Linked DNA regions of Homo sapiens: region 1 is linked to region 2. The links are chromatin contacts, found by Hi-C or POLR2A ChIA-PET in ENCODE. All regions are on one chromosome and are shown on one strand. Each heading gives the region's core, a stretch centred on a gene start or an enhancer-like site at or near the end of the contact. The rest is flanking DNA. Distances are from core to core; before and after follow the strand shown.

Region 1 (5,266 bases), core at 866-3,365, 100 kb after region 2:
AGACTTGGAAAGTGTCAAAACCAGAATTTGAACGCAGGTCTGTCTGAGCCCAGACCCTTTGCTTTTTAAACCACTCTTTATGAAGAATCTCAGTAGGTTCTTAAGAACGGGGCGTGGTACTCTCTAGAGCGTTTGTGACCCAACACTATGAATTGAAACAAGGCAAGCTCTGTGCTCCCATTTGGGGAAAGTTAATATTTCACATGCTCTCGAGAATTTAGGAGCTTGGTAAAAACTTACTATTAAACAGGGCTTTTCTTTAATTCCTTTTGTTTAAAAATTTTCTTGTGAAACACTCTATATACTGTGCCTCCCTCTGAGACGTCAGTGGTGCCAGAGACCGTTAGGGAGTTTGTGTAAATAGAGAGAGGGCCAAATGCTGCCCACACAAGTAGTGAGGCATGAGGCTGAGTGCGTGGAACAGTTCCATAGCTAGCCCTAGGCTCTGAAGAGTGTCCTGAGACCTCATCTGGGTCCCAAAATCGGTGGGCAGTGCTGTCTCCGCGAGACAATGACCAGCATGAGGAAATACCTTTAACCATTCATCTTTTTAAAAAGATAAGTTTGCTAAGCAAATAAAACCAGTTAGCCTTGAAAGTTCAGTATTAATGAATGTTAATGCATATCTTGAGATTTTCTAAAAAACTGACAAATCTTCCAAAAGACAGGAATATCTAGAGGGTAAATAACAGGACTAAAATGCTTTGAAACATCTTTGAAATGATGGTTCAATGCACAGGGTCAAAGGGTAGGACTGGTTCTCTTCAAGCATTTTAAAAAAATGCCTCATTTTTATTTAACATTGTTTTGGGAAGGAGTGCATTATATTGACACATTGAGAAAAAAATTCCTTTTTGTTTTTCTAAAACTAATAGGAGCTTAGGCATTATGATTAAGGACCAAAAAGAGCCAATGCCGATGAATGCCCTCTTTCTTCAGCTGTAAAATTTAATGGCCGCTACCGAGAGGTTTTTCTTTTAATCAGCAAAAAATTTATTTTGTCCTTGACATTTTATGCCAAAAATCAGCCCAGAGAATGTGTTTTATAGCCTGGGCTGAATTCCCCTAAAGGTAGAGTTTTCCTATGAGCAGTGTTCATTGAATTGGCTTTTTTTTTTTTTTTTTGCACTAGATAACTATATTAATTTATTAGATAATCTTTTTATTGTTTCAGCAAGATAGAGGAAACTTACACAGAGACAGCAGAGCATAATGGGTAAGCATCTGGGTTCTTTTGGAAGACGAGATATTGGTTTCCATTGGCCTTGCTACTTCCTGTCTTTCTGACCTTGAGTAAATTACTCTTCCAGAGCCTGTTTCTTTGTTCAATTGGGGATCATAATAGTGCCGCCGTCATCATGCTGTCATGATTAATGCACCTAAAGCATTTAGCACAGCTGTCAGCACTTATTGAGTATTGACTAATTATTAGCGATGCACAGTGATCTATAACTTAAAGCTTCGTCTCAGAATATGCCTTCTTATGATCTGATAGTAATAGGAATCAGCAGAAAATAAGGTGGTTCAACTATCCGGGAAAACTACCAAATATCCGCTTAGCAGAGGCAAAATAAATGTAGCTTAAATGCAGCTGAAAATGCTGAAAGCTGCTTTTGTTTCTCATGTTATAGAAATGCAGTTATTTTTATTAAAAGTGATGGGAAATCCATCTGTAATCTCCTGTCTTTCTTTTATCTGTTTGTAAAAATAGCTCAGTAAACCCATAAATGCCAAGACCCTGTTCAGTGTGAGAAACATTGTTGGGCAGGATGGGAAAGTTCAAAGAAATATCAGATGCAATCCCTGCTTTGGTGGAATATTTGGTGTAACTTGGAAAATTAAATGGAAAAAAAATTAAACAACAAAACAGCACCCAGCTGCCAAATAAGTGAGGAAGGAAAGACCTCAGGCTGAAGCACTGGTGATGGGAGGAGGGATTTATTTGAGCTGGTTTTTCAAAGGATGGGTAAGGAAAGAATAGCAGGAAGGCGTCTCATAGGTATGGTTTAATGGTAAGAGCAAAGTCAGTGTAGTGGCAAAGAACAAGGCAAGAGGGTGGAGTGGTTAGCAAGTGAAGGCTCATTAATGCTTAAGGCTACCTTTGAAACAGAAGTGTCTGTCTGACCGGATTCAGGAGGCCTGTCCATCACGCCATTCTCCACCACCATGATTCATTACTCCAGAGTCTCTTATCTTCAAATCAAAAGCAAGACGAGAGGCAGATACAGATATGAGGAAGTGCTTTGCTTTTCGCTACTCTGCCAAACATAGTTTACATACCAACACTGATAATCTGTCAGCCCACCTCTCCTGGACACTTAATCATTTCCCTGGAATCCACTGGAATAATTTTTTTATGCATTACAAAGTATGCTTCAGAGTGTCTATTTCTTAAGATAAGTTTGCATTCCTTTAACCAAGTGGCATTCCCACAAAGCCCCAAGGTGGCCCGTGTTACACATTCCTTCTTACAGCCAAAGTGGTCAGTTAGGAAGGCAGCTACCTTCATGGCCTGTTAGTAAGAATGTTGGACACTTGTTGGGCATTTACTCTGTGGGAGACACTGTTCTCAGTGCTTTACATGTCCAAATTCATTTAACTCTCCAGAAGAGGGAGCAGTAGGAGAGAAGGGTGATGAACAGACCCTACAAACGGACTAAATTATTAAATAATGAATCAGCAATTAGTTCTAAAAATGTTTATGTAGTGCTTACTGTGTGCCAGACACCATGATTAAAGGACAATCGAAGTAACTCGGTAATCACCTCTGAACTGCCAGTATGGGTGTTTTATCACCTTCCATGTTCTGTGTTGACGGTTTATTGAACACATTTTGAGTTCTTCAGGGCAGTGCTTATTAAATTCAGCGTGCGTTTGGATCGCCTGGGAATCATGGTAAAATGCAGATTCCGATTTGAAAGTGCTGTGGTGGAGCCTGCGAGTTTGCATTTCTAACAAGCTCATGGGGGTGGCGACGCTGCACATCCAGGTGACCTCTTGAAGTAGCAAGATCTTAGAGAACCAAGTAAATGGCAGAGGAAATACAAGCAGGATAAGACAGGAACATATTGTCACTTTCACACCAGAAGAGGCAGTAGGCCTGGATTTGGCCCCAGGCCCCAGTTTAACATGATCATTATGGTTGTTGTCGCTACCATGTGCACCAAAGGAATCTAAGAGCTTGGAACCTTAAGGCCCAATGGCACGGTTTACAATGCTAACACACCTTAAAGTTAAAGGAAGAATGTACGCTATCCTAGGAACATGACTGATAAGGTGCGGCAGAGAGAGTGGGGTGGGGCGGGTGGGGTGGGAGGCTAGAAGTCAGGAAACCTGTGTTCTCATCAGGGCTCATTTACAGACTTGCTATGTGACCTAGTTTAATCACTGAGCCTTTCAGTGTCCCGATATCCTCATCTACAAAGCAGACTGGTAAACATCTGCTCTGCCCACCCAGGACTGCAGAAGTGAGACAGGATGCACAAAAGCTCTTGGGAAAACCAAAGAAACACTGCAAATGTGCATTTTTATAATTAAAAAATATAGAGTCTGTCTTCAGCAGTAGGCAGGAAAGAGGGGGTATCTCAGGAGCTCCCACTTTGGTTTATGTCTCTCTGAGGGCTTGTTATGCTTCTCAGCCTATTCTGTATTCAGGAGATGCATAGAGCTTCTGGCTTCATGCTGTTTCAGAGCAGCCCACTTCAGCCTTTTCTTTACCAATAGAAACCCCTAGACTATCACAGCTTGTCCTTCTTGCACTGAACCCATTAAGAATAAAGAAAGTCTCTGGGCTGGGGAGTGGAAGTGAGGGACATAACATTTACTGAGTATTTTATGTGAGTTATTTTACTTAATCTTCACAACACTCCTAGGAGGAAGGTAGTCTGAATTATGAAATTGTTCCAATTTCATAGATGAGGCACCTAAAGCTCAGACAGGCTCACTTGCCTGGGGTTTGGTTTTGTTTCTCTTTGTAAAAGGTAAGTCTTTTCAATTTAGTAGGTCAAAACACGTGATTCTCTCCTTTTCATAAGACTATAAAGTTAGCAACCTCTGGTATCTGGTTAACAGTTCACTTTGTGCAGGTTATTCCAGAGGTAGATAGCATGAGTTTATGTCGAAGCCCAGGATTTTGTGCCAAACATCCGTCTCTTTGCAACAGAATTGGAGAATTGTTCCAGAATTCTTTGAATTCTTAATTTGCAGAATTTCATAAAGAGTTCTACAGCTCACTTTTCCTAGGAATAGAGGAGAGCGGCAACTGAAGACAGCAGGCTTTTTCTTTTTAGTATTGATGATGATGATGATGAGCTTTAACACAGCTTATCCAGGTAATCCTCATGTAGTGCTGTGATGTTGATGGTTTTGTTACCCATATTTTAGAGAAGAGGAAACTAGAGACTTAGAGGGTTAAGAGACTTATACACAGCCTAACTATTCCAAGTGTTTAGGACTAAGTGGACTTTAGTCTTGGTTTTTCCAGCTCCAACTCTGAGGGTTGTTTCCATATTCCCCTGTATTACATGGATTAACCAGTGTTAGTGACCATCCGGCTAAGAAATTAGCAGTGGCTCTCAGTGGAAAAGAGCTACTTGATTCTAATGATAGTAATAATGAAAACAACTGCCAGCTTCCTGTGCTGTTGGTAGGGCCTCCTGGGTTGGCCCTGTCACATCCCATCATGTCACGGGGCATGTGAGATCACGGGGCTGAAATAACCCTGGGCGACTGATGTAAAACAGATTGCGTGTGACACCTGCCCTTGGGCTTCCCAGCGTGGCACTTCAGCCCCTCTTGGCTCAGAAAGCATTTAATATACCCACAGAGTGCTGGGTTCCCCCCCAAAACTTTCTGCAAACTTCCTTGTAACTCTGGAACAGGATCCCAGGCCATGTGGAATCTTGAAAAGGTGATTGACACTGGAGACGCAAGGTCCTGTTGGTTTGGGCTGGTTACTCAATGTCTTTGAGTCTCAGTTTTTCACCTGCAAGTGGGAATAAGGATAGTACTCCGTTCTCTGAGTTGTGAGGGTTAATTGAGCCAGTGGTGCCAGATCACAGTAGGTACCCAGGCAAAGAGGATTGTTGTAGCTTACTTTCTTCTGGATTACATCATCCTTAATTTTTCTCTTTCCCTCTCCTCTCAGAAGTCATCACAAATTCTGACACTTCTAAATTATGCCTTAAGCCTATCTATATTGTGTCTAGCTACCACCTTAGTCTAAATCAGCTTCACCTCTAGCCTAGATTACTATACTAGCTTCTTA
Region 2 (5,231 bases), core at 1,332-3,831:
CAACTTAGATACCTCGCATATGCAGTTCACAACAGGGTTCGCTCCTATGAGAATCTAATGCCACCACTGATCTGACAGGAGGTGGAGCTCAGGCGGTAATGCAAGTGAGGGGGAGCAGCTGTAAATACAGATGAAGCTTCGCTCACTTGCCCACAGCTCTCCTCCTGCTGTGCAGCCAGGTTCCTAACAGGCCATGGACCAGTAGGAGACCCTGGCCTAAGGGACCAGGACAGTGGCCAGTGCTTTTCATAGCCTCTTAGTACTTCTGGTGGAGTGTCTCTATTCCCCTCAATTCCCTCCTATTCCGCTAGGAGTTTGAATCTGCTTTGCCCAGTTCTGTCCTGCCAGCCTTTTTCCTTTCACTGAATTGCCTTCACTTTTTGCCTATTAGCTTTGATCTCTTTGGAAAAAAGGGCACTGGGGTATTATTACTGCCTCTGTTTGTTTTTGCAAATGCACTATGATTTGTGGTTGGTCTTTTGGCTAGCCTGAGGCTACCTGACCCTCCCTCAACAGCCCTAGTTCCCCCAGGTCATTCTATAGTTTTGCCCATTTCTTTAATTAATGTTGGTGAGAGTCTCCGAGCAATGAAGACTTTTTGGATATGGAGAGAAGCAGAACCAGAGGGATACCAGTAATTATGCTAATCTGAGAGCATTAAGTCTTCAAATATACATTTTTGGATAAGCAATTCTGTTGTTTTTGAAGTTTGGTTGTCTTTTTGTTTCTGGGTGGTGGACTATAATTTTGTATTAAGGAAAGAATGCCTGCCCTTATATATCCAGGACTGGATTTTTTTTTTCTTTTTCTTTTCTTTTCTTTTCTTTTTCTTTTTTTTTTTTTTTTGAGTACTCATGAAAGGAAACCATAAGAATGTTTGGGTCTAATAATATACTTGCTTGTGTATGAAGATAAAACCAATAATAACATTAATACCACCCTTCAGTGGTGAAATGCTTTAACCTTTCAAAACAACTCCTTTTATGAACTTACTCTATCAGTTGGCAAGGTGATTTCAGGGCTATCTCCTGTGGTGATGATGGATCTGTGGGAGCTTTTCTAATTGTGTGGGTGAATTTGAGAGACCCCATCCCAGTGGTTCTTGTTCAGGGGTGAGTATGGAATCATGTGGGGAACCGCCATGAATTACACATACCCAGGTCCTGCCCAGGACCTACTGACACAGTCCTGGGGTGGGGGACCTGCCCACTTGGAAAACTTCCTGGGACTTCCTCAGCTGGACCCTCTGGGGATTGGGGAAATGCATTGCAGTCACCTGCCTGGGGTAGTAGGGGCTGCCACATCTGTGACTAGGACCCAAGGAGAGTGATGATGACCCTTCTTGGAATCATGCAGAACACACAGTGACAGTCCCTTTTGGAAGCTGGCCACAGGCTGCACTTTATTCATTATTTTAACAGCAACCAAACATTTGCTGTGTGCCCACTGGTGGCCGCTAGACAGTCTTCCCACCCTTTAGCTCATGTAGTCATTTAAACCAGTTCCATCACTAGAGAAATGTGTTACTAGCCCCTTGAAGGAGAGTGGGCCTTCAACTGGATTCAGGAGTTGTGGTCTGAGGAGAGTGATTGATATGGTTTGGCTCTGTGTCCCCACCCAAATCTCATGTAGTAGCTCCCATAACTCCCACGTGTTGTGGGAGAGACCCAGTGGGAGATAATTGAATCATAGGAGCAGGTCTTTCCCATGCTGTTCTCATGACAGTGAGTAAGTCTCATGAAACGTGATGGTTTTAAAAATGGGAGTTTCCCTGCACAAGCTCTTTCTCTCTTTGCCTGCTGCCATCCATGTAAGATGTGACTTGCTCCTCTTTGCCTTCTGCCATAATTGTGAGGCCTCCCCAGCCATTTGGCATTGTAAGTCCATTAAACCTCTTTTTCTTCCCAGTCTCGGGTGTGTCTTTATCAGCAGCATGAAAATGGACTAATAGAGTGATTTAATGAGTTTCACCAGCATGGGTTTCTTTAGCCTCGGTTTCTTTGTCTGCAGTATATGGGCTAATGGTACACACCTTGAGGTTGTTGAGGGAGAAGAGACGGGCTCAAGTGCTGCCTTTGTCTTACCAACCTTGTGAAGCCTCCTTGAGCAGCCATGTCTTCATTTGTAAGATGAGAATAAGAGCACCTGTTTTATGGGCTTTTTGTAAGGATTGCGTGTGCTCATGTAAGAAAAACCCCTTGCACCCTGCATAGTACCTTGCAGAGCAAATGGTGGTGATAATGACAATAGAAGGAGCTCTCTTTATTGAGTGCTTACTGTGTGCCAGGCACTGTGCTGGGCACTGGACTACAACAGAGGGGAAAGATAGGCATCGTTCCTGACCTCACTGCGCTTAACAAAGAGAAAGCTCTAAGAGAAAGTTTTCAAAGCATTACCCTTCTCTGTATATTTAAGAGGAAAGCTTTAATGTTATAGGATGCCTTCTAAATATGTATTTTATAACACAGTGGGTAGAATGTGGAATGTGTCTTCTGGGAGGGAACTGGAGTTTTGCATTTCCTGCCTGCTTGTGCTTTTGAATTTGTGGCTGTAATGCTGCCCTGCCTGAGGTTTCAGCAGTTAATATTTCCCAGGGCAGCATGATGTCAACGCCCCGTGGTCTCTTATCTACAAGAAGGGTATAGCCGGGGCAGAGGGAGAGAAAGGACTATTTTCAAAGCCTCTCTTGAAGACTTTGTTGAGCTTTAACTTAAAATTTTCCTCATCTCCTTCCTCAAACGTTTGTGCTTGATGTGCATAAACCATGCCAGTGTTTTGGAAGATTCAAGTTTGACCACCATAAATTGGTTCATATTTCCAGCAGGGCAGTTATTTAATTTCCTGTTGGAAGTCTACAAAATGTTGGCACTGTTTGCTCTTTGGCAGAAGACCAAAACTCAGTACAGTATCATTAGCATGCTCTGGTACATAGATTAAAGCACGATTGTCTTTAATAAGAGGCCATCCCTGTTTAGGATGGGGCTTTGGGGGCTGCAAGGGTGCAGGGAAGCACAACGAGCTTTCTAATCAAAATCAAAGTGCAGTTACTGGGACTCACTCGAGAAGGGTTAAAGGGAGGGCAGAATTCCGATTTCTTGTCTCAATTTCATTTGTTTGGGTTATTTTGCTCTAGACTCTGGGAGAGTTTTGGAGGCCAGGGCTGGCTGGTTTGTGGGATACCCTGGTTTAAGCCTCGTGCTTCTTCTGCATTCCTCCCTCTTGGCAGTACGGCTCATGGGAGAAGCCCACCTCTGAAGCCCATAGAGAAATGCAGAGTGTCTCTACGGAACCCACTGTAGTAACTGAAATGTTATAATGGTGGGCATTTACAGAGGCTCTGTTATCAGTGAGGCACTTTACATATGCATATTCAGCCTTTACAGTAACCCTGTGAGATACGTATTATTATTGCTGTTTTGAGGATGAGAATACTGAGATGCAAAAAGATTAAAGTATCTGTAGCCAGTGAGTATCTGAGCTGGGGTTAGAACCCAGTTCTGTTCCTTGGAAAGATTCTTACTCTTCTCATATACCCTAATAAGGGCCTGGGGAAGGAAAGGATCTGAGTTTTCAAAAAAGCTTGAAAATTTGCCTAACATGAATCTTGGGAAATTATTTCTAGGGGCTTCTTACCAGATTAGCTCTGTTTTTCTTTCGCAGAGGCCCTTCAGTGTTGGCTCTTTGGTAGAATGAGCATAGAAATGTATTTTTTTCCTACAAATATTGTATCATGAAAAATGTCAGACAGATTGAAAAGTTGAACACCACCTACATTCTACTATTGCTGTTTTATTCTATTTACTTTATCACTTGTTTCTCCATCTAACCTCTAAGATCTATTTATATTTGTTAGAACATCTTTTCTCTCTGCCCTTCTGTTCCTTTGATTGATGGCAATGGCCTGATGGGAAGTAATTCACAAAACCAGAGGGAAAGTACAGTGCTTAGAACAATCTTTTTTTTAGGAAAAAGAGAAAATTGTTCTTATGTTTAGGTAGAGCCCAAAATGGGCATTTTTCCCCTCCCCTAGGTCTGTTGTTTAAAGGATCTGACAGAAATAATTATAATGAGGCTGATGGTGAATACATAAGGTATAACCTATTATTACTGTCTTCTATGCACCAGGCATGATGCTGACTGCTTAGTAACCTTATCTCATTGATCATTTCAACATTCCTAATTTACAGATGAGCAAACAGCCTAGAGAGGTTGATTTCTGAGCTGGGATTTGAGACTGGTGTGTAGAGACTATGGTGTGATTTCTCTGCATTTCAAATTATGCTTCCCTATATTTTTGTTCCAGGGTCTCAGTGGGAGGCCCTAGAAGGTTACTACTAATAAGGAAAAATTGCTAAAGCCCTGGAAATTGAAGGCTACCAGAACCTTGTAAAGATTCTCTGGGACTAGACCTCATTCCTCTGAGGATCCTTGTCAGACAGTTTCCAGGGGGTGGGGAGATGTTCTGCTCTCCCCAGAGTGTCATAGAAAGTTTCTGTGGCTTTCGGAATTTCTCATGACTGATTCACATCTTCTTCTCCAGCTTAGAAGAAAATCCAAACACTTACCTTTGGTTTATCAGTTGGTTAATGTTGTTTTCTTTTCATGGTAGGATCATCTATGGCCTCCTTAGACCTATACAAGTGACATCTTTTCTTCCTGGGGAAGAAGATGGTTTCTGCAGGCACTGACTTATGAGGGCAGGTGCATACCTTTTGTAAGGGATGAAACTTGAAAAAGAATGGGTGCTTTTTGATGTGTTTATGCTTGAACCTGCTTCCTTGTTGAGTGTGATCTTGAGCAAGTCACATAAGCTTCTTAAACTCTTGGCATCCCTGCAGCAGTTATTATTGTGAGGGAGATGGAAAAAAGGTATGGATAGAGTTCTTTCCATTAGAAAATGTAATATTCCTCAGGAGCCCATGAAGAGGATGCTGCTGAAAACTGAGGACATGGCATAGATAGGAATTGCTAGAGAAAGGCAGTAGAGAGAAGAAAAATACCTGTTGGTTGAAATAGTTGATTGGAGGAATAAAAATTGCCTGGAACTTAAAGTTTCCTTCGAATACCAGCACTGTCCATCAGTAGCTGTATAAATTAGCCTCTTTGGTCATTAAGTTTCATCATAAAGTGGGATTATTAATACCTACATCATAGTCTTATTGTAAGGATAAAGTTTACATAATGTATGTAAATCTCCTAACAGTAGTTCATAGTACTTGGCGATAAAAGAT

The links. A loop is a pair of places that touch in the nucleus more often than their neighbours do. ChIA-PET counts read pairs that join two places held with the same protein, here RNA polymerase II (POLR2A).
Region 1: a loop to region 2 is called in a map of Calu3, with 5 times the contacts of the local background. The contact joins two enhancer-like sites. A Hi-C loop is called at or near these places in 3 of 168 maps with a recorded cell type or tissue (B cell, Calu3 and IMR-90). POLR2A ChIA-PET finds 5 or more read pairs at or near these places in 2 of 52 experiments (OCI-LY7 and Panc1).

What each region holds. Positions count from the first base shown.
Region 1 is chr1:63,918,381-63,923,646 of GRCh38, forward strand. All of the region lies in intron 1 of ROR1 (receptor tyrosine kinase like orphan receptor 1), which reads left to right. Among named protein-coding and RNA genes, the nearest start is that of ROR1, 150 kb to the left of the region's middle. Within about 2 kb of position 2,116, at least 4 of the 41 ENCODE cell types and tissues checked have a DNase peak (open chromatin) inside an H3K27ac peak, as active enhancers do.
Region 2 is chr1:63,814,655-63,819,885 of GRCh38, forward strand. All of the region lies in intron 1 of ROR1 (receptor tyrosine kinase like orphan receptor 1), which reads left to right. Among named protein-coding and RNA genes, the nearest start is that of ROR1, 43 kb to the left of the region's middle. Within about 2 kb of position 2,582, at least 3 of the 41 ENCODE cell types and tissues checked have a DNase peak (open chromatin) inside an H3K27ac peak, as active enhancers do.